Regions from separate parts of the Mus musculus genome. Here all the other regions are linked to region 1. A link is a loop called in an ENCODE intact Hi-C map of the cell type or tissue named here. Cell type or tissue: left cerebral cortex. All regions are shown on one strand.

Region 1 (8,000 bases):
GGTGTAGGCAGGAGGATCAGAAATTCAAGGACATCCTCAGGTACCTACTAAGCCCGTGTTATGGGGTTTTTTTTTTTTTTTTTTTTTTTTTTTGAGATAGAATCTCATTATATAACCTGCTGGCCTTAAACTCACAGAGATCTGCTTGTCTCTCTGCCTCCAAGTGCTGAGATTAAAAGCATGAGCCACTCTGCCCGTGCTTTACACGGCAAACTAGAGATCAGCCCAGGTTACAGGAGATCTGCCTAAAGGAAAGACACACCTACATACCTACCTTGTGTAACCCACTGTAAGCCCCAGAAGGAAAGAGGCCTTGTTTTGTCTATAGCTCTGACCAGGGACTTTAAGTCATTTTCAGAATAAAACTTCCATATGCCAGGAGCAGGTTTTTGTTTCTGACACACTGAGATTTCTCTTTCACAGTCCTCAACCTGAGACACGGAACAGGAACAGCTCAGAGCTTCTAATGTCTTTCTTCCCTCACCTGTGAGGGGGATCCGCTGTCTGGGAAAGGCAGGACCTGAAGTGTCCGCAGCAAGGGGAAGAGGCTCTGTGTGCGAGAAGGTAGGGACAAGCTGGAGTTCTGCAGATGAGGGTGTAGGATGCTTACACAGAATAAAAAGTCACGGTGGCCAATTTTGCCTAAGGAAGCTCAAAAGGGGAACTGAAGGAAGATTGGGGGTGGGGGAGGGGAGCAGCCCAGAAGAGGGGGGAACAAGAAGGCCCTCTGAGCTGCCGCTTACCTTCTGTTTCCCACATCTGCTATAACCAGATCGTATGACGCTATCTCTTGATCCTGCTGAGCCAGAGTGAGCAAAGCACCCCAGTGTGTGTTTGGCTGCTGTCTGTTCTGGTGGAGACCAAATTGCCCTGCCCCTTACTCACTGGGAAACCTTATCTTTGACTCCTTAGAGGATTGTATTGATATCCTCTTTAAATATTGACCAAAGATTTACACCTTAATCCCTAAGGCTTTCTCTCCCTAAAGCTGGACATATGGAGAAGTGTCTTTAATAAGTTTTTTCCTCATAGATTTAATAATTCTACAATTTTAAGAATCATTTCATTAAAAGATGGAAAAAAGCCCCAAACAAACAACAAACCTGGAGTTCATTTAGTCTGCTTTTTTTTTTTTTTTTTTTTTTTTTTTCTGAAACAGGGTTTCTCTGTGTAGCCCTGGCTGTCCTGGAACTCACTTTGTAGACCAGGCTGGCCTCGAACTCAGAAATCTGCCTGTCTCTGCCTCCCGAGTGCTGGGATTAAAGGCGTGCACCACCACACCCAGCATTTTTTTCCTTTTTAAAAGAAGATTTTTTTTTATTTTATAAGTGTTTTGCCAGCTTACATGCATGTGACATGCATGTATGCCTGATGCCCGTGGAGGTCAGAAGAGAGTGTTAGATGCTCTGGAAATGAAGTTACAGATAGTTACAGACAGTGTGCATGCTGGACCCTGAACTCAGGTACTATACTATACAGGTATTAAGTGCTCTTAATCAAGCCTCTCACATCATATTTTTATAGTTATATACATATATATATATATGTGTGTGTATACATATAATGTCATATATGTATACACACATATACATATATATATATATATACATACACACACATACATACACACACACATATAATTTTTGAGAGTCTTTCTATGTAGTCATGGCTGTCCTAGAACATGCTATGCAGACCAAGCTGGCCATGAACTCACAAAGACCCATCTGCCTCTACCTCCCAGTGCTGGGATTAAAGAAGCTGTGTATCATCATGCTTGTCCTGACTTGATATAAACATAAGGACACAGACTCAAACCTTAATAATATGTTATTTAAAAATATACTTATGAAAAAAATAAACAAATAAAAGGACAAGAGGCAGAGGCAGGAAGATATCTGTTAGTTCGAGGCCAGCCTGATCTACAAAACAAGTTCCAGGACAGCAGGACTACATAGAGACCCTGTCTCAAAAAACCAGGAAAACAAACAAACAAAAAAAACCAACAAAAAACAAAACCAAAAACAAACAAACAAAAGATTCAAAAAATATATCAAGGCACATACTCTAAATCACATACAAATTTACAGAAGTTAGTGAAAAAAAGGAAAGAAAGAAAAGAAAAAGCTTACTGAATAATCCTGATAACCTAGGCTGCCCCCCCCCCCATCAAGGTAGAAAAGGAGAACCAGCTACTACTACATACCACACTAATAAATACAAATGTATAAAAGGTGGTTTAAAAAGTTAATAGAAGGAGGCAGGTGGTAGCTCAAGCCTGTAATTCCCGCACCTGGGAAGCAGACGCAGGACGGTCAGGAGGTCAGGGTCATCCTTGGCGACATAGTAAACTTTAAACCAGCCTGGGCAGCCTGGAACACCTGAGATCCTGTCTCAACCAAGGAACAACACGCAAACAAACAGGAACCCAAAAGTTGATAAAATAAAATTGATGACATTAATGTGACAGGTGGCATTCAAATGGTTTTAAACCACCGGCAAAATACTGGATCTTTGCCACTGCGCATCTGCAGTTTCATTTATTTCCACAGGTTTTTTTTCTCCCCCCTCTTTTCTTCATTCTACCATAGTGTCACCTGGTGTCAACATATCCTCCCACACGGAACATGCACATGGACATTCATAGCAGCGTTACAGTGTGTGTGTAGAAACCTCCCAGGTGTCCATCAACAGGCGAGGTGGCCAGAATAGCATTCCTTTAGGAGAAGACATCAAGTTTTTCTAAATAGCGAAACAGTCACCAAGTAGCGCTGGCAGACGTCCCTCGGCCACGGAACAGTTGACAGCGGCGCCTAGTTGGCCCCATTTCCCTCCCGTGCCCACAGAATACTGATTGGCTGAGCTCAGGAAGGGGCAGGGTGAAGCTCAGCGGGACGGGAAGAAGCCCGGTCTCGCGAGATCCTCTTGGTTCCGCATTTTGGCTCGCGGAGCTGTGGGAGGCAGCGCGGAGGAGCCCGCGGTCGGTGCTTGGTCGCGGCGGCTGGAACTCGGTACCAAACCCGGGCCGTGAAGCTTCGGCAGCCCTGTAGAGCCGCGGACCGTCCTCTGCCTCCCGGTGCCCGCGGCGGCGCCGAGTCTGACGGGGCGGGGGCCACGGCCCCTCGGGCTAGCGAGGATGAGCTTCCTCTTGTGAGTGGGCCGGGCCGGGCCGGGGCGGGGCGGGTGTCGGTCGGCAGGGCCGGGCCGAGGGGCCAAGCGGAGGGCGGAGCCCGACCTAGGGCTGCTCCGGGCCTGCCGCCCCGGGATCGGCTAGCGCAGGAAAATGTGCAGTGCCTCGGTGACCAGACCAGGCTGAGAAAGAAAGGCGCAGGTTCTCAGTGGCTTCCCACAGGTTTGCATTTGGGAAGAGGGCATTGCTCCTTCCAATGTGACTTTTCTCTTAGCCCAGGCGGGGCTTGAACCTGGACTCCTCCTGCCTCTGCTTTCCCAAGGAGCCAGGATACAGCCTCGGCCACTAGGACAGGCCTCCTTTAAATGTGGGGGTTTTGTTTTGAGAAATGGTCTTGCTATGTAGCCCAGGCTGGCCTCGAGCCCTCTTAGATGTTGGGATTAAAGGTGGGTGCTTTCATCTCGGCCCACATGTGAATTTTTTTTAAGGTTTTTATTTTTTTTGAGAACTTAATAGATGCGTATTTTCATTTCTAACTCCTCCAGTGCCCTCTCATCTCCCATTCAAATTCATGTTCTCTTATCTATATTCTATATTACGTCTATACAACATACATACGTAATGGATCCAGTTAGTGTCGTCTGTATGTACTTGGGTGTAGAGCTGACTATTTCATTATGAGTCTATTTGAGCTTGTCCCTGAAAAACCTGACTCTTCTTGTGGACTGTCCATAGCTCTTCAGCCAGGTGAGGTAAATGGAAGTTTTTATTTATAACTTAAACCGATGGACAGTTTTTCCCACTCTTTGGCTATTCTGAATAACGCTGCTGTGAGCAGCTGGTTATAGGTTTTTGGGTATGTGTGTGTGATGGTATCTCCTGGGTCTTAGTGAGGTTTTTGCATGTTAGCCTTTGAGGCACTGCCAAGCCTTCTAAAGCCTGCACTGCATTTAACATCCCATTCTCATTGTATTGAGTTTTCAGAATTCTTCAGTTCACACCTGCCTGGTAATTACCACTGATAGATCTGAGGGTGAAGTGGAATTTATTGATTTACATTCTCCCAATGACCAGCAATGTTAAGCATCGTTTGTGTGTGTGTGTGTGTGTGTGTGTGTGTGTCTGTGTCTGTATTTTGTGTTTTCAGACTATTTGTGGATAGAGTTTATTGAGATCCTTTTCCTATTTTAAAATCAGATTGTTCTTTATTTTGTTAGCATCTGTTAATTGTACAAATTAATGGGTTTCACTGTGACATTTCCACGTGTGTATATGGTGCAGTGGTTGTGTCCGTCTGACTTTTTGGTTTCAGTTGTAAGAATTCTTTATGTATTTTGGATATGAGTGTCTCATTACATCTGTGACTTCTTCCATCCTCAGCGTTATTTTAACTGTTTTGATGGCATCATTAGAAGAATGTAAGTGTATTTTTCAAAGATTTATTTAGTTATTTAGTTTTTTTTTTTTTTTTTTTTTTTTTTTTTTGCTTGTTTGGTTTTTTTTTTTTTTTGAGATAGGGTTTCACAATGTAGCTCTGGCTGTCCTGGAGCTAACTATGTAAACCAGGCTGACCTCCCAGAGATCTGCCTCGCTCTCCCTCCAGAGTGCTGGGATTAAAGATGTATACCAGTATACCCAGTTTAGGATTTACTTTCATTTTATGAGTATGAGTGTTTTGCTTGTATGTATGTATGTATGTATGTATACCATGTACATCCAGTACCCACGGATGCCAGAAGAGGGCATCAAATCCCATGGGACTGGAGTTGTGGATGGTTGTGAGCCACCATGTGGGTGCTGGGAGCTGTATACCCCAGTCCTCTGCAAGAACAGCAAGTGTTCTTAACTACTGAGCCATCTCTTCAGCCCTTGAAGCACAAACCTCAATTTATCATATGAAGATCTTATTGAATCTTAAGAAATCATTTAATGTTAATTTTCCATATTCAGTTTCCTGTTATTCAGTTTCCTGTCTCCATGTGTTCCTGGGGTGATCCTTCTAATGTATATAGTTCTTTATAAAGTATGATATTTAGTCTAGTACTTTCATAATTTTTTACTTTTTACACTATTTAAAATTTACTTTCACAGGTAAGGTGTAAGTCCACGAGTCTGTTCCCTTCCCCTTTTAGATGTTGTCACAATTCTGATATGTCTTATTTTAATGCTTTTTCTGTTTTGTTGTTGTTTGTGCTTTCTATGGGTTACCAAAATAGACTTTGCTCTAATTTGGTTCTGTAATGTGTTCAGCTATGCTTTGACTATATATACCACATTACCTATTTTTACTGCACAGCATCCCATGATGTGGATATACACTCCATATCTACGAGTGCATGGAAGGAGTAGATTTGCATTGTTAAGATGTTGCTATAACAAGCACTAGAATCTACAGTGTGTCCTCCCCCACACGAACTGCTTGGTTAAATGCTCTGGTAGATGGGGATAATAGATTGTCCTATGCAACAACTTGTGTGTTGCTCCTGCACTAACACTTTTAAATTTTTACTTGTTTGTTTCATATATGTAGATCTGTGAGTGTGGAGTAGGCACACACTGTGTGATGCTGTGTCCTGATACACAGAGCATCATAGAAGAGGGCATTGGGGGCCTCCTATCACTTTTTGCCTCTTCTTTAAGGCAAGGTATCTTTTTGAACTTGAAACTCCTTTTTTATCCCCACTAGGCTGGAAGCCAGCAAGTTCCAGAGATCCTCCTTGTCTTAGTGTTGTGCTGCTGTGAAGAGACACAAGAACAGGGCAACTCTTACAAAGGAAAACATTTAATTTGGGCTTGCTTACAGTTTCAGAGGTTTAGTTCATTGGCATCATGGTGGGGAGCATGGCAGCATACCTGCTGACATGGTGCTGGAGAAGTAACTGGGAGTAACTGCAGGAAGAGACAGACAGACTGGTACTGGGCTTTTGAAGCCCCAAACCCAGCCCCAGTTACACACTTCCTCCAACAAGTCCATCCCTCGTAATCCTTACAAATAGTGCCACTCCCTAAGTATTTAAATACATGATCCTATGGGGCTAGTCTTATTCACGTAGTCACATCCCCATCTCCTTCCCCATTACCACAGAAGTAATACTTCACATTGTTCATACAACATATAAGCCTCTCATTTTTTGCATTTATCAATCGTTTTTAGTTGACCATACTCATTTCTTGACAATATTCTCCCTAAGTACCCTAAAGCACTAGCATTTCCTAGAGTCGGATTACAGGTTGTCTTTATGTTGTGCAGCAAGTGCTCTTAACTAGACAGTCATCTATTCAGTCTATGCTCTTGCTTTTATAGAGGTGTGTGTGTATCTGTGTGTCTGTGTCTGGAGCCGAGGGCCTCCTTAATGCTGGGCAAACGTTTGACACTGCTGCATTCTTTTTTGTCATCATCCCCTCTTCCATTTTGGCCTTATTTAGGGAGTACTTTTTATTGATCAGCTTATTTATTCCAATATTTATTTATTTGTGTGTGTGTGTGTATGTAAAAACAATACATGTTCTTAACTGCTTAGCCATCTTTCCAGTCCCTTCATAGAGCCGTTTATACACTTAAAATGCCAGTTTTCTTTCATTGCTAAAACTTCATACCTTTTTACCTTTAACCCAACAGCAGCAGCCGCTCTTCGAAAACATTCAAACCAAAGAAGAATATCCCTGAAGGGTCCCATCAGTATGAGCTCTTGAAGCATGCAGAGGCGACTCTCGGAAGTGGCAATCTGAGGCAAGCTGTTATGTTGCCTGAGGGAGAGGACCTCAATGAATGGATTGCTGTTAATAGTAAGTTTTTTAAAACATTCACTTGTAGATTTATAGAGTTTGCTAAAATCTCATTTAATGAATTTTCTTTTATAGGTATAATTATTGTATATAACAGCTATCTATAAAATACATTTATTTAGACTTTACTTGTCAAAGGCCTTGGTTTTGTGGTTGAGTGGAGACACTTGAAGTGCTGAGTGCTTTCTTGGTGAGAATATCGTCAAGAAATGAGTAAGGCCACCTAAAAAAGTGCTTGCACGGGGGAGACTTACATGTTGAACAATGTGAAGTACTACTTTTTAGGGAAACCCTGTTTTTGATTTTACTCAAATTATCAAGTTTGGGCTGGAAAAATAGGTCAGTGGTTAAGAGTACATGCTCTTCTTGAAGAGGACACAGTTTGTCTCCCAGCACCCATATGGGGCAGCTCACAACTGCCTGTAACTCTAGCTGTAGAGAATCCAGCAGCCTCTTCTGGGCTCACATGGACATACCCACACACAGATACTGACGTTGAACCAATTTAAACGTATCCCCAGCTAGCTTACAAATTTATATTTGTAAGTGAGACTCAGACTATGATTATTTGGCTTTGACAATTACTGGGGGGTAACCCCTAATTACTTTTCTAACTGCTGGCTTGGCTACCTCCCCAGGGGTATACCCCACATACTTTCTCCTGGCCTCTGGCTCATGGTCCTTCTCCTCTGGAGGCAGCTTCCTCCTCTCTTCCTCCTCGTCTTGATTCTCCACCCCAACCAGGTAACTCAGAACCCACCCACCTCTCCAGTAATTGGCTATTGCCAATTTTTATGTAACCAATTCAAACTAAGGACAAGGTTTGTACAACAAAAGCTTGTAAGCTACAGAATTTATCATTACAATCCACAGCAACAGACCAAACCTCAATAGATACAAATCATATAATTTAATTTTTTTTTTTAAATTAAATCTCAGATTGTTATTCTGAAGGCATGTGTTGGCCTCCTGCAGTTTTAGATTTTTTCTTTGAGGTTTAATTGTTCTAAACTGTTTATTGAAACCTTTTGGTTTCTGGCCATCAAGATGGTTCAGCTGGTAAAGATACTTGCTGCCAAGCCTGAGT
Region 2 (8,000 bases), 210 kb before region 1:
TATAGGCTACTTCCTGCTGATTAGGGTCCTTGGGTTCCTTGGGGCAAGTCCAGTCTTCATCATCAGAATATCCAGCAAATGCAGCCGCAGCAAGAGGGATCAGCAGCTGCAGCAGGCCCTCTCCAGAGTCCCCAGAATTAATCTCTCTGCAGCAGGTAAAAATCACACCCCTGCTAGTGCACAAGGCAGTTCATAATCACCGGCTGGGACACAGCTTCTTACCCCACACCTGGCACTAAAACATAACTGAATTTCTAAAGAAACCAACATTCTTACTACAGCCACAAGAGTATTCTTTTAAGAAGTTTTAGTTTTGAATAAATGACTGTATATTTTATAAATAAAGACACTCTAGCATATGTGTGTGTGTGTGTACACTGGGTTACGGTATCATTGTTTTCTTTTTGTGTATGTATATGTATGTAGGTGCACATGCCTGTGTTTGCAAATGTGGAAGCCAAAGGTTGTGTATTTTCCTTTACCATGTTCCATCTGTTTTGGATTTTTGTTATTGTTTTGTTTTGTCTTGTTTCCAGATAAAATGTCTCACTGAACCTGACCTTACTCTTTTCAGCTAGCCTAGCCAGCAAGCACCCAGAATCCCCTATCTCCATCCCCCAAGTGCTGTGGTTACAGGCATATATTACCCCACCTAGCCAGCAAGCACCCAGAATCCCCTATCTCCTTACCCCAGTGCTGCGGATGCGCCCTGGCCTTTTATGTGAGCATGCTGGATCCCAAGTCAGTTCATGCTTTCCCAGCAAGTGCTCAAATCACTGGGCCACCTTCCCAGCCCCTTTGTTTCTCACCTTGAATTACAAGAAGAGAGAAAAAAAAAAAAAAAAAAAAAAAAAAAAAAAAAAAAAAAGCCCACAGCCACTGCCAGAGAACTTAAGAATGCCCAGCTAAGAATAGCTATGTAGTTTACCAGATAACTCGGGCCCCACTCCCCAGCAATACTGTAATTCTTCCCTGCCTAAATGAGTAGTAGAGGCTCTCTCGCTGCCATCCTTTAAGAAAGACATCTCCCTGAAGGCCTGGGGTGTGTGCTGCAGGATATTTGGCCATTCTGTGAACCCCAAGATTGTGTTACTTACTGGAAAATACTGGAATACTGGAAAATAGTTGTGGTGTGGCTCAGCCTTAGCATACACCTTTAATCCAAAAGCTTTCTGAACTATTGTAAACAAGATTAAAGTCAACTGTAGGTCAAGAAGTAGAGCAAGCAACCACAGGCCCAAGTGTTGTCAGGAAGTGAACATGGGCTTATTAAGAAAAAATGATAGAGAGAAAGAGTCAGGGGAACAGATAGACACACAGGAAGTAGAATTGCTTGAGACTGTGAGAGAGGGTCATTCCCGGTGAGACTTAGGCTGAGGAGGAAGGTCTGCTGGGTGTTTTCTCTGTCTCTCAGCTAGCAGGCTTTAACCCTAGCATCTGGCTCCCAAGTCTTCACTGGTAAAATTGAATGAGTTTTTGTTAAAAACAGCAGGTGTCAGGCTGGAAAGATGGCTCAGTGGTTAAGAGCACTGACTGCTCTTTCGAAGGTCCTGAGTTCAATTTCCAGCAACCACATGGTGGCTCACAACCATCTGTACAGCTACAGTGTACTCATATACATAAATAAATGAATCTTAAAAACAAAAACAGAGCTGGGCGTGGTGGCACATGCCTTTAATCCCAGCACTCGGGAGGCAGAGGCAGGTGGATTTCTGAGTTCGAGGCCAGCCTGGTCTACAAAGTGAGTTCCAGGACAGCCAGGGCTATACAGAGAAACCCTGTCTCAAAAAACAAAACAAAACCAGAACAGCTGTCAATCCCAGTCAGCTCTGCCCTTAAGTAGTTATGACATGGGACAGATAAATCTGTCACTGTCCACTCTCATTTGTCAAATAAGAATAGTATAGGCTTGTCCACCTATCTAAAGGTTCTGTGTTGGTTCCATTAACTTAGGAATGAAAATACTCTAGATTAAAATAAAAAAACAAACAAAAACAAAGGGCATCCAGGGCTTGAACAGATGGCTCATCGGGTAAAACTGCTTACCACGAGGCTTGATGGCCTGTTTGATCCCTGGGACCCTCATGGGGAAAGGGAAGAATAACAGCAAGTCATGGTCTTCTGACAGCCACTCACACACTGTGGAACATGCACACCCGAATACAAATTAATAAATTTAAAAGTTGTACCTGCATGAGTATGTACAGATTTCCCCTTGTTATTATCCCCTAAATAATAGATCTATTGACATATCATTTACATCACATTAGGTATAAGTTATTTAGTTAATATAAGATACACTGTAAGCCAGGTATAGGTTACATGCAAATACTACTACACATTTTAGTTGAAGGCAAAGCTTGGCTATGTAAATACCAAGGAAACCATGGCTGCATAGTGAGCCCCTAAGTTGCTCATTGGTCAATTTGAGGTGCAGGTACTACCTCGGAACAGCTTCCAGACAGATGTAAATTCTGTTTCCTGGGCCATAGGAAAGAAAATACCTTTGCAGAGTTGGAGTTCCAGAAAAGAGTGGTGGGCGAAGGACTAAAATACAGTTCAGTGAAGTAAGCTGTTACTTGGTGGGTTCATCCCCTCCCCACATCCAGTGTCACCCCTAACACTAGATAGGAGAGAAACAGGATAGAGGGGTTAGAAAAATCCCTGAATCTAATTTCTTTTGTTTCTTCTTTGACCACAGTAACCAACACCCCCGAATGACCACCAACCACCAACCTTGCCTCTTGAGACCCTCCCTTTATGCACCCTCTGGAAAGTTTCCAGAATTCTGTATGTCACACAATCACAGAAATTATCTGCAACTGGCAAAACCACATTTCAGCTAGAGCATGAGGCAAGTCAGGGTCAGCTGCTGCGGCCAGTCGGGCGCAGCCCACAGCCCTAGACCTGGGATTAAAAGGAAAGCACCTTCTTATAACATTTCTATGTTTTCTCAGGACACAAAAATTCCAAAAGTCTCAAAAGTGTCACTACAGTACCTAGCATGCAGAAGTTCCTAAGTTGCTCTCTGGCACTAGAACTGAACGAGTGAGTGAGTGAGTGAGTGAGTGAGTGAGTGAGTGGGCCTGGGCGGTAGCTCAGTTGGCAGAGTGCTGGGCTAGCACTGAGTACACCAATCACTTGTGTGCTTGTAACCCAGCACTGGGAAGGTAGAAGCTGGAGGATCAAAAGTTCAAAGTCAGATTTGGCTACACAGCAAGTTCCAAGCCAGTCAGGGATATAGACTTTGTCTTAAATTTAAAAATCAATCAATAAAATTATAGGCTGTTAGAGACAGACTTGTCTGAAGTTATAGAACTGCTTAAAGAAACAGACCCTACCTGGGCTTCCTTGTGAGTCCACTCCAGGAGGAACGGAAGTACAGAGTATGAATAGTGAAATAGCTTAATTCATACACACTTGGGTTTTAAGCTAGTCCCTCCCAGCTCTGTGGCTTGGACCCAGGTACTTATATTTCCTAGGCCACCGTTTTCTGCTTCCAGATTAGAGCTGGATAGTGATACGTAAACATAGCTTAACAGTCCCTAGCTCCTGACACTCTGGAGGCTGAGGCAGGAGGCTGTCTATCACTATCAAGCTTTGGGACAACCTGGGCTATATACAAAGCAAGACTGTCTTAACCAACATAATTTTACATAGCAAGTTGGAGGAAAACCTAAACAAACATATCCCCCAAACGGGAAACTGGCATTAGTGTGATCATATGGACAAGTGTGTAGGACCCAAAGAGGCCATCAGATCCTCCGGACGTATTTGTAAGATGCCATGTTGGTGCTGGGAACTGAACTATCCTCTGCAAGAGCAGCAAATACGTTAACCATTAAATCATATCTCCCGCTTTCTTCCTTACTCGTACTTTTTTTTTTAAAGACATGGTCTCACTGTGTATCCCAGGGCGGCCTCAAATTCACAGAGATCATCCTGCCTCTGCCTCCTGAGTACTAGGATTAAAGCTGAGAGCCACCACGTCTGGCATTTATTTATTTATTTATTTATTTATCAATCATTTTATTTGTGCTTGCGAGTGTGTGTGTGTGTGTGTGTGTAAACGTGTGGAGGTGAAGTGCGCTCATGCCACAGCATACGCGTGGAAGTTCGAGGCTGTATGCATATTTGTAGCCCTGATGTGAGGATCAGAGGACAACTTGCGTAAGTCTGATTTCTTTCTGCCACGACCTGGGTAAGGGGATATAACTTAGGTCGTCAGCCTCGCGAGCCAGCGCCGTTACCGTCGAGCCATCTCTCCAGGCCATAATCAGTAGTTAAGCAAGACAAAAGAGAAGAGGCTCAGAATGCCATTGCTTCTCTCCCAGCCCTTGAACTCCAAACCACTGACGCTTCTCACCCATCGAGTCCTGGTCTCCGTACCGAGTCAACCAGCCACAGCGCTTCCGGGCTTCGGGGCCGGACCTGACGTGAAAGCGGGATTTCCGGTGGGGCGGGGCGCTCGGGGAGGCGCGCGGCGAAGGCTCGGTCCGCTGACCGCACGGTGGCAGCCGGGGAGCGTGCAGGCTGCCCGCATGGCCCGGGGCGAGAGGCGACGGCGCGCTGCGGCCGCAGAGGGGGCGCGGCCGCTGGAGAGGGCGCGGGCGGCGGGCCGGCGGGATGGCAGGGCTGGTGGGGCGCGGGGCTCGGCGAGCGGCGCGGCCCTGGCCGTGGTGGTGTTGGCGCTGGCCTTCGGCCTGTCGGGGCGCTGGGTGCTGGCGTGGCTCCGTGTGCGCCGCGCGCTCACACTGCACCCCGCGCCGTCTGCGCTGCCGCCGGACTCCTCCAGTCCTGCCGTGGCCCCGGAACTCTTCTGGGGCACCTACCGCCCACACGTCTATTTCGGCATGAAGACTCGCAGCCCCAAACCACTGCTCACAGGTAACCCTGGGGCGGGTGAGTGGGGAGGACCCAGCAGTCTTCGAAGACTTAAGACAGCCTCTGTTGACTGACGTGGCCATTCTGCTTCCCAGGACTGATGTGGGCACAGCAAGGCGCCACCCCGGGGACCCCTCCTAAGCTCAGGCACACGTGTGAACAGGGAGACGGCGTGGGTCCCTATGGCTGGGAGTTCCACGATGGCCGCACCTTCGGTCGGCAGCATATCCACGATGGGGCCTTAAGGCTCACCACTGAGTTCGTCAAGAGGCCTGGGGGTCAGCACGGAGGGGATTGGAGCTGGAGAGTGACCGTAGAGCCTCAGGTCAGGGCATCAGGATCGTCTTTGCACAGCCCAGACTTCCCCACCCTTCCCTTTCAGCAGCAAATGCAGTATGAAATGGAGGTTGACAGCCGGGACACCAGCCTGGCTGACCATGTCTGCCATCTCCTTGTTTGTAAAGTAGATATCACAGTGACGCCTAACTTAAAAGATTGACTGAAACAATCTACGTATAATTCTAAAGCCTCTGTCATTTCCAGGAGGAATCCTGTTCAGGGCCCTTTGGCTCAGCCCACTGGGTGGATCTACCTACCCTCAGTCTTGGCAGATGTATGTTTGCCACAGTTCTTGTAATCCCTGCTGAGACTGGGTCTCAAAAAGATGTTTTTCTGATGCTTTTGTGTGTTCCTTGGTCACCCAGGCCTCAGGTACACCTTCCTTCCCTTTGGTGTCCCTGTTCTTCTACGTGGTGACAGATGGGCAAGAGGTCCTACTACCAGAGATCGGAGCCAAAGGACAGTTGAAGTCCATCAGTGGGCACACCAGTGAACTTGGTGACTTCCGCCTCACACTTCTGCCGCCAACCAGTCCAGGAGACACTGTCCCTAAGCATGGCAGGTAACTGGAGGATTGGTGCAGGGTGGTACAGGGGTGCTTGGGAGATTGACTTAGCCTGGTTTCTATGACTCCCTCCTCCCCTTCCCACCAGTGGGACTGGAGAGGCATCCCTTTCATGAATAACACTCCTTATTTGTCTTCTTGCCTTCAAGCTACAATGTCTTCTGGTCCTCCAACCCGGGGCTGCCACAGCTCACAGATATGGTAAAGAGCCGCCTAAACAGCTGGTTTCAGCACCGGCCCCCAGGAGCCTCTCCTGACCGCTACCTCGGCTTGCCTGGATCTCTGAAGTGGGAGGAGAGAGGCCCTAGTGGGCAAGGGCAATTCTTGATCCAGCAGGTGACACTGAAAGCCCCTTTCTCTGTGGAGTTTGTGTTTGAATCTGGCAGTGCGGCAACAGGAGGAAACCAAGCCTCTGGGCGGCTGGTAGGCAGCCAACTGACCCAGGCCCTGGAGAGCCATGCTGCAGCCTTCAAGGAACGGTTTGAGAAGACCTTCCAGCTAAAGGAGAAGGGCTTGAGTCCCGAGGAACAGGCTTTGGGTCAGGTTGCCCTCAGTGGCCTTCTTGGTGGGATTGGTTACTTCTATGGACAGGGTTTAGTGTTGCCAGACACTAGCATGGAAGGGTCTGAACAGAAAATGGACCCTGCCCTGTTTCCACCTGTCCCTCTTTTCTCTGGGGTGCCTTCTAGGTCATTCTTCCCACGAGGCTTCCTCTGGGATGAAGGCTTTCACCAGCTAGTGGTCCAGCGATGGGATCCCCACCTCACCCGGGAGGCCCTAGGACACTGGCTGGGGCTGCTCAATGCTGACGGCTGGATTGGGCGAGAGCAGATTCTGGGGGATGAGGCCAGAGCCCGAGTGCCCCCAGAATTCCTAGTGCAACGGGCAGCCCATGCCAACCCCCCAACCCTGCTCCTGCCAGTCGTACACATGCTAGAAGGCCATGACCCTGATGATTTGGCCTTTCTCCGCAAGGCTTTCCCCCGCCTGCATGCCTGGTTCTCTTGGCTCCATCAAAGTCAGGCAGGGCCAGTGCCACTATCCTACCGCTGGCGGGGCAGGGACCTAGCTTTGCCTACCCTACTTAACCCCAAGACGCTGCCCTCAGGCCTGGATGACTACCCTAGGGCCTCGCATCCTTCCACAGCAGAGCGGCACCTGGACCTGCGCTGCTGGGTGGCACTGGGTGCCCGGGTGCTGTCCCAGCTTGCAGAACAGCTTGGGGAGACTGAAGCTGCTGCAGAGCTGGGCCCATTGGCTGCCTCTCTAGAAGAACCTGGAAGTCTTGATGAGCTGCACTGGGCTCCTGAGCTGGGGGTCTTTGCTGACTTTGGGAACCACACAAAAGCAGTACAGCTCAAGTCGAGGCCCCCACAGGGGCTGGTTAGGGTGGTAGGCAGGCCTCCACCTCGATTACAGTATGTGGATGCCCTGGGCTATGTCTCTCTTTTTCCTTTGCTACTACAGCTGCTGGACCCCAGCTCACCCCGCTTAGGACCCCTGCTAGACGTTCTAGCTGATAGTCGCCATCTCTGGAGCCCTTTTGGGTTGCGCTCTCTTTCAGCCTCTAGCCTCTTTTATAAACAGCGTAACACTGAGCACGATCCACCCTACTGGCGAGGTGCCGTGTGGCTGAATATTAACTACCTAGCTTTGGGGGCACTACATCACTATGGGCATGTGGAGGGTCCTCACAAGGTTCAGGCTGCCAAACTCTACCATGAACTGCGGGCCAATGTAGTGAGAAACGTCCGCCAGCAATACCAGGCTACCGGATTTCTGTGGGAGCAGTACAGTGACCAGGATGGGCGGGGCATGGGCTGCCGCCCCTTCCAAGGATGGACCAGTCTTGTCTTACTGATCATGGCTGAAGAGTACTAATGGGACAGAAGGAAAGCTAGGCCATTTGTGTCACTTGGAATATGCAGACAAGGGCTTGGGTTTCTGGTCTCATTGTTTCAGATCTTTGTAAGCTCATCTCAGGTGTCTCCTTATTGTCATCCCATATAGCTCTGGGGTGAATGTGAACTCAAAGAGTCTATTTTTCTAAATAAACTGGAAAAGAACCTAACTGACCCCTTGCTTTAGACAGTTTTGCCTTGGAGCTGCCTGTTATCCTCATGTAAAGTGATAAATGGCCCGTTTCTTCCCTTCAGGGCCAGTGTGGTTAGGAGGCATGCAATGAGCTGAGATCTACTCTACCCAGAATCAC
Region 3 (8,000 bases), 100 kb before region 1:
GGAAGTGACAGCTTCTATGGGGCCCTGGTTGTGGTGAGTACAGGAATTCAGACAGTGCTCAGAGCCTGGAACCCAAAGGTGGGTGTCTGGTGGAAGCCTATCCCAGAACCCTCCATTCACCATTCCTCCCTCTCCCTTCCTCCCCATCCCTTCTTCCCTTCCCTTCACCCCTCTCCTTTCATCCCTCTCTCTTCATCTCTCTCTCTTCCTTCCTCTTCCATTCTTTCCTCCCTTACTTCCTTGGGCTTAGGACTCAGAAACTCAGTACTGGCTCTACCAGAGCTGGCTCTATGACTTGGAGCAAATGATTTTAGTCTCCTTGTTGCTGTTTTTCCAATGTGTAAATGTGTGTGTGTGTGTGTGTGTGTGTGTTCACACATCAAGCTTGAAGCCATTGTAAGATACGTGAGATGCTGTCTTGTGGAGGCAAAGGTAGACATTCAGATAAAAGTACAGGCATTAAAGGGGAGAGAATTGAACTGTTGTGATGTTTAAATATGAATTTTTTTAATTCACCATTTTGTGTGTGTGTGTGTGTGTGTGTGTGTGTGCGTGTGTGTGTGTGATGCCAGTTTGGAGAGATCAGAGGACAGTTGTGTGTAGTCATTTCTCTCTCTCCACCTTTATGTGAATTGTGGGAATTGAGCTCAGTTCCCCAGACTTTGGGGGCAGTGCTTTTACCCAGAGCCACTTCCCTGGCCACCACTGGAATTTTGCACAGCACATTTTAAAGGTAAATTGTCCATGAATTATGTTAGGGGACCTTCAGGAGTGGGTTGGGTTTTCTAAGAATAGGGCTTACTCTTCATTTCTGTCCTTATATGGGGCTTTCCAGATGTGCTATGATGTCAAGATTTGAAACAGCAGAGGGAAATTTGCTAATGAGATGGCACCATCATTACAAGAAAGCTAAGGAAAGCTAGCATCTTGGAGGTCTGCCAGCCTTTGCACCAGCACCTAGACACCCTGCCCTAGCCTTTCCCTCTAGACCTCCTCTCCATCCCCCAAGACAGTTATTTCCATCAGTGATGTTCAGAATACTTAACAGCCAATATGGCAGTGACACTGGCCTGGTATAGAAGACAACAGATCAAATCGAATGCACGCCAGTCATCAGACACATGCCCTCCACCTTGTGTTTTGAGACAAGCTTTCTCATTTTTGCTTGGAACTCTCAAATTCAGCTAGGCTGGGTGGTCAATGAACCCCTGTCTCCAACTCCCAATCACTGGAATGGCAAGTGTGCAATACCACATCTGGGTTTTTTTTAAGTGGATTCGGAATGGGGAGGGGCTGGAGAGACGGCTCAGTGGTTAAGAGCACTGATAGATAGCACTCTACAGGTGTGACATTTATTGGCACAATCAATTGAGCATGTTTTGCTACTGTTGTTTGTTTTTGTGATGGGTCTCAGTTTGTAACCCTGGTTGACCTGGAATTCACTGTGGTGACCAGGCTAGACTCAAACACAGAGATCTACCAGCCTCTGCTCCTGAGACCTGGAAGGAAAGGGGTGTGCCACCATGCCCGGCTCTTGTCACTCCCTTTCTATTGCACAAAAGTTTTTAAACATGGCGGGTGTGGTGGTAAGCACACCAGGTGTTGTGGTGACTACCTTTAATCTCAGCACCCAAGAGGCAAGGATGGGAGTATCTGTGAGTTAGAGATTAGCTTGGTCTACATAGTGAATGTCAGGCCAGCTAGTGCTACATAATGAGACCCTGTATCAAAACAACAACAAACAAACAAAAATAAGCCTTTTGTACCAGCAGTTCGTAGTTGATCAATTCAGGTATTCAAAACATTTTTAATGTCAAGTTTGATATTTCTATTATTTTTTAATGGTAGAACTGTAGTTTTAGAAATCCTAAGGCTAAGAACTCTGCGTAGTTCCCAACACAGACAATCTGGGTTTGAATTTCTCTTTCTCTATTTTGGCAGTAATTAAAATTCTTGGTGCCTCAGTTCGGTATCTGTATAATGGGACTAGTATGGTTGGAGGTGAGGTTCAGTGGTTGAATACTTGTGTATTAAGATAGGCAAGGCTCTGGGTTGCATCCTCAGCGAAGTAAATTAATACTAATACCAATACTAATATTAAGTCATAAATGGGAAGCATTCAAAATGCTACCTATTAATGACAGCCATTTTCATCTGTATTTTATTTTTTAAATTTACAATTCTATTTTATTTTGTGTATGTGTGTTCAGGTGAACATGACACAGGTATGTTGTACATATGGAGGTCAGAGGTTAACCTAAGGTACCGTTTTTTCTGCATGTCCTCCACCTTGTGTTTGAGACAAGCTTTCTCATTTTTGCCTGGAACTCTCAAATTCAGCTAGGCTCAATGATCAGTGAACCCCTGTCTCCAACTCCCAATCACTGGGATGGCAAGTGTGCAGAACCACATCTGGGTTTTTAAAAGTGGGTTTGGAGTGGGGAAGTGCTGGAGAGATGATGGCTCAGTGGTTAAGAGCACTGATTGCTCTTCCAGAGGTCCTGAGTTCAATTCCCAGCAACCACATGGTGGCTCACAACCATCTATAATGAGATCTGATTCCACACACATATATAAAATAAATAAATCTTTATTTAAAGTGTATTCTGGGGCTGGTGAGATGGCTCAGCAGATAAGAGCACTGACTGATCTTCTGAAGGTCCTGAGTTCAAATCCCAACAACCACATGGTGGCTCACAACCACCCTTAATGAGATCTGACGCCCTCTTCTGCTGTGTCAGAAGATAGCTACAGTGTACTTATGCATAATAATAAATAAATCTTTGGACCAGAGTGAGCGGGGTTAACTGGAGCGAGCAGAGGTCCTAAAAATTCAATTCCCAACAACCATATGAAGGTTCACAACCATCTGTACAGCTACAGTGTACTCACATACATAAAATAAATAAATCTTTAAAAAAAAAAAGATCTCAGGGTGGGGCAGGGGCAGTATATTTTGGAATCAAACTCTGCTAGCAAGGCAAGACTTCACTCACTGGGCCATCTTCCCAGTGTCCTGTACCCTTTAATGTTCTGAAGCTCTGTCCATCTTTTCCTTTGTAGTGATGAAGGTGGACGAGGAGAAGGCTGGGGTCAAAAAGCTGGACCCCACAAGCTACAAGAGGAGACAGCCAGAACAAGGTGAAGACGCTTTGAAAACCTCATGTGAAGCCCAGGGGGGGGGGGTGTCTGAGAATTCTGTCTTTACCACCATATCAGCACTCCTAGTTGGGGACTACAGAGAGCTGTCTCTGTCCTTGACTCTTGGCAGTGTGTCCTTGAAGCTGGTAGACCAGTGTGCCATGTCCTAGCAGGCGTGCCCAACAGAACACTAACTAGCTCTGACTGTGGCCCAACACAGAACCGTAAGCTTACTTTAAGAACTTTCTGATGGGCTGTGGAGACAGCCCAGTGGGGGAAGCTTTTGCTGTTTGCTGTGCAAGTATGGAAACCAGAGTTCAGCTCCCAGAACACATGTAAACGTTGGGTGCCTGTGGCAGGCATTTGCAGTTTCAGCACGTGGAAGGTAGCGATAGGGAATCCTTAGAGCAAGCTGGCTAGCTAGACTTACCCAGTCATCCAACCCTGGGTTTGAGTCAGAGCGCTCGCCTGAATAAATAATATGGAGAATAGCTAGGGCATCTAGCATCAATCTTGGGCTTCCACAAGCACACGATGTGTACACACACAAAAGCCCATACATGTGAACATGCACACACACCCCTCAAACACTCCCAATTTTTTTGGCATTAATTTTTTTTTTTGTAACTCAATTGTGCAGTTTTTGAGGTGTGAACTTTGTAGTTGACAGTGTCATGTTTTCATATTAAAAAGACTGGACTGAACATGTCTCTAGGGACTGGGCATTTTGTCTGTGTGGATTAGGGCAGAGTTTCCCCCAACATATAGCCATTGAATTTATGAGCGCTCCCAGCTATGATCAATGACAGATACCAACATTTAGAACACACAGAAACCAGCAGCTCTGTTAGAATCTGCACAAGGCAACTATGGGGCTGTTCCTGTTGAAACAGAATTTCTGACTTGGAGGACCTGAAGTCCGTAGTAAATAATCTCTGACTTAACAACGGTGTGATGTGATGTTAAAAAACTGATGTGTCTGTATGTAGTTAGTTATGTGCACACGTGAGAACAGGTGGCTCAGAGTCCTGAGGAGGCTATCAGGCCCCATGGAGCTAAAGGTAGAGGCAGGTTGTTGTGAACTGTCTGGTATAGGTGCTGGGAACCAAATTCAGGTCTTCTGTAAGAGCAGCGTGTCATAATTACTTCTGAGCCATGATGTTTTGATTTTATAATGATGGGTAAGCAGAAGCAGAAGCAGAGAGCATGCTTCAAGCTTTAAATGTGGACTTATTTCTCTGGGCTTGCTTGTCATCATTGCTGCAGAGTGGCAAGACTGAGAGGTGGGGCCCTTGTATTCTGACAGAACCTTCATCCCAGCACCTGGTGCGCTGGTTCCCAGGTGGAATCCTGCCTCCCCAAGCGTCGGGATTTCGGCTCCATCCAGACGCCCCACATCCTCCAAACTGCTTCTGAAGCTGACTCTCCCTCTCTGTGCTGTTTCCACAGATTTCCCTTCAATTCATATTGGGTTTCCAGTTCCCAGTTACTCTCAAAGAAAAAGCGACTCAAAGGGACATCTTTCAGGCCTGCAAAAAGTCCAGTGGTCCCTGAAACCAGGCAAGCCTCAGCAGGAGCTGGCTGGCCCAGGGATCAGGGCCAGCAGCCAGGGAGGTGCCGTGGATTTTACCAAAAGGACTCGTAAGTTCCTTCAAGGGCATGTTCCTTCAAGAGCCAACCTGTTGGTGGGTACAGTGCAGCCAGGTTGGGGGTTCTCCATAGAATTTGGACTACTTCAGCATTGACTGTCAGGAATCTATTACCCCCTCCCTCTCACTGACACAGCAGACCTGAGGCTCCTGTCCTTCTGGGCTGGAGGTATGACTCAAAGCACTTGCCCAGTGCACAGGAAGCTCTGGGTCTGATGCCTGGTACCACGTGAACCAGGCATGGCGGTCATGCGCTTGGAACCCCGGCACTGGGAGGTACTTTCATTGAGCTGAGGTTTGCAGTGACTGGCCGCTTTCATTTGAGGCTGCCTCACCCGCTGGCTTTTGTCACTTGTGTTGGCAAATCAAAAAACAAAAACAAAAATGAAAATCGCCACCGGGACTTTTGTTAAGAAGCCTTCCCTCCATTTTGGAAGGAAGTTTTGTGGACTGAAAATGTTTTTTGAAAGTATATTTACACTCATTTCACGGGCAGAGGTTTGTGTTGTGGTGAAAATGTGGAGTCTAAAGGACAGTTTGTGGGAGCCAGTTCTCTCCTTCCACCACGTGGGAACAGGGAACCGGGGATCAAACTTGGGTCTTCAGGCTTGGAAGCTAATGCCTTTGACCGCTGAGCCATCCTTCCTGTCACTGGCTTGGAAGTTTTACTCTGGAGTGTTTAATCGATTTTGGGTTAGTTCCTGTGGATGGCAGAAGGTAGGTATCTTGTTTCCATGGTTTCCCAATACTGATGGATAAAGTAACTGATCTATCACCATTGTATATTCTTGTTATGCTTGTCAAATATGCTTTTATTTGTTGCTGTTGCTTGCCAGTACTGTGCTGTTTTGATTCGATGTAGCTCTGTGACAGTTTGAAGCAGGCAGTAGAATCATCTTTGTTAATCCCTACCTTACCCTGAGAGAGAGGTATATCATTATCCCATATTTACTTCAGGAGACCAAAGTTCAAAGACACAAAGCACAATCCAGTCTGCAATCAGTGAAGCTGTGAAACAGGAGACTCCAAAGCCTGTGAATGACATTCTTGTCACTGGTCAGTCACCATGCCTTCCAAGTAGCCGAACTGGCCTATGGTGAAAGAGCTAGGCTGGTAGGAATGGATGGAAATAGCATATTCTCTCCTCCCTCTCCATCTTTTTCTTTCTTATTACCAATCCCTTTCTCAATGTGAACATAAGTTAGGAACTCAATTCTTACAGGTTGTTCAAGCTTCTTTCGAGCCTAGAATGTGTTATGACTAGACCCTTTAAGCCACGATGAGCATGGATAAGAGACATGTTTTCTGCCCTGGAAAATAAGTGCTTTTGTGAAGCAGTAATTGATTAATCTGCTCTAAACTCCCCCCCCCCACACACATGCACACACACACGCACACACACACACACACACACGCACGTACACACACACACACACACACACACACACACACACACACACACACAGCCTTGTTTTCAATATGCCCTAAGCAGCTCAATGGCTGCGACACTCCCAAACTTCCCCTCGGCTAACATATTCGCCCCTCCAATATTCTGGAGTTAATAATTACTGAATCTATATTTCATCTTTGATGCCCCGGACCCTGCTGGGAAGCTCACCTTGGGCGGCTTCCCCCTATACCTACGTGTCGGTTGCCTCTCCTACCTGTGCCCTTCTGGCGTGGTCTGTCCTACACCTTCACTACAGTGGAATCCCCGCTTCCTCCTTCCTCAGTCCCTTCCCAGGAATCTTAAAATTCCCACCTCTGTCTCCCTGCCCAGCCATTAGCTTCTGGTAAAAAACAACTGGGGGCAGGCTTCCTTTAGTCCTACCTGTGGAACACTGCAAACAGGTTATGGGGTAACATAATTAGCATGAGAACACAGCCACCTCTTTTTTGTGATCAGAGAATCTCACACAGAAGCAAGAGTCTTAGGAGAAGCATTCATGAATGCTTGAGTTCATTTTCACTCTACTCAGCAGCTAATGAGAACTTGACCCAGGTCCCAACCAGGTGGGCCTGGCCCAAGCTGGGATATCCCAGCATTCAGTACCCTCATCCATAGGTGGCCAGCTATGGTGGATTGCCAACTGCTTCTGTCTTCTCAGGATGGAAGTACTTCAAGGAGGTGAACTGGGTGGCTGGTCACACCATATTGCCAGGGGTTACCAATTGAGATAAAGACTCAGTCCACTGTGCCTGGTCGGCTCTCCCACAGTGCACTTACACATACTGACTCATATTAAGAGCACAGAGCCCAAGCCTTTTGCTTCTATGAGCAGACATTTTGTTGGTTTGGGTAACTTCACTGCTGCTGAGATGTTTATAAACTCCTTCTGATGGGAGGCTCAAGAAAAAATATTGAAGCTTAATTCTACTTACTGGGTATTGAACTGTTTCAAGGCCATTTAAAAATAAAAACAAGGGCTGGAGAGATGGCTCAGTTAAGAGCACTGACTGAGCTTCCAAAGGTCCTAAGTTCAAATCCCAGCAACCACCATGGTTGCTCATAACCATCCATAATGAGATCTGACACCCTCTTCTGGTGTGTATCTACAGTGTGTTTACATATAACATTGGACTGGAGAGAGCAGAAACCCTGAGTTCAACTCCTAGCAACCACACAATGGCTCACGACCATCTGTACAGCTACAGTGTACTCATATACATAAAATAAAATAAAACTTAAAAAAAAAAACTGGGGCTAATGAGATGGCTCAGCAGATACAAGCCCTGGCTACTCTTTCAGAGGACCTGGGTTTGATTCCCAGTGCCCACACGGCAGCTCACACTTGTCTGTAACTCTGTCCCAGGGTGTTCAATATCCTTTTCTGCCTTTGCAGGCACCTGTTTTACACACACACACACACACACACACACACACACACACACACACACACACACACACAGAGAGAGAGAGAGAGAGTTCCAAGGCTTTAGGATGGAGAAGCCTTTCCTGTTGACTTCCTTTCTTTCTCTCCTTCCTTCCTTTCCTATAAGTTCTGTCTCTATCCCGTTCTCTGCCCTCCAACCCCTTCTGGCAGGGTCTCATGTATCCCAGGATGGGCCTAACTTGAATGTGGCCTAGCCTTGAATTCCTGATCCTCCTGCTTCTACCTCCCAAATTCTGGGACTCACAGACCTGCACCAGCACTGGTACTAGTGATCAGACCCAGGGCTTTGTGAATGCTATGCAAGCAAGCGCTCTAC

What was found. Peaks named below come from ENCODE experiments on the same cell type or tissue, not always from the same donor. Only the 100,000 strongest peaks of a DNase experiment are listed, where the experiment ranks them.
Region 2: it touches region 1 in a loop (2.1-fold over the local background); 3 of 42 quality-filtered maps call a loop at or near these places.
Region 3: a loop joins it to region 1, with 2.1 times the contacts of the local background. A loop is called at or near these places in 5 of 42 quality-filtered maps.

What each region holds. Positions count from the first base shown.
Region 1 is chr6:83,323,121-83,331,120 of GRCm38, forward strand. Mob1a (MOB kinase activator 1A) reads left to right here and starts at 2,919. Exons shown (of 6, transcript NM_145571.2): 1 at 2,919-3,147; 2 at 6,747-6,913. The coding sequence starts at 3,134. It also overlaps a transcript of Mthfd2 not described here. In left cerebral cortex, a CTCF peak has its summit at 4,859 (motif pointing right); a DNase peak (open chromatin) is centred at 2,881; H3K4me3 peaks cover 1,973 bases; H3K27ac peaks cover 1,372 bases.
Region 2 is chr6:83,111,040-83,119,039 of GRCm38, forward strand. It overlaps Mogs (mannosyl-oligosaccharide glucosidase), which reads left to right and starts at 4,467. Exons shown (of 4, transcript NM_020619.3): 1 at 4,467-4,887; 2 at 4,980-5,209; 3 at 5,589-5,785; 4 at 5,938-7,863. The coding sequence starts at 4,542. The coding sequence ends at 7,669. In left cerebral cortex, a CTCF peak has its summit at 4,495; DNase peaks (open chromatin) are centred at 4,435 and 5,066; H3K4me3 peaks cover 1,629 bases; H3K27ac peaks cover 1,105 bases.
Region 3 is chr6:83,221,606-83,229,605 of GRCm38, forward strand. It overlaps a transcript of Slc4a5 not described here. Among named protein-coding and RNA genes, the nearest start is that of Slc4a5, 12 kb to the right of the region's middle. In left cerebral cortex, no CTCF peak of the experiment used is centred here; no DNase peak of the experiment used is centred here.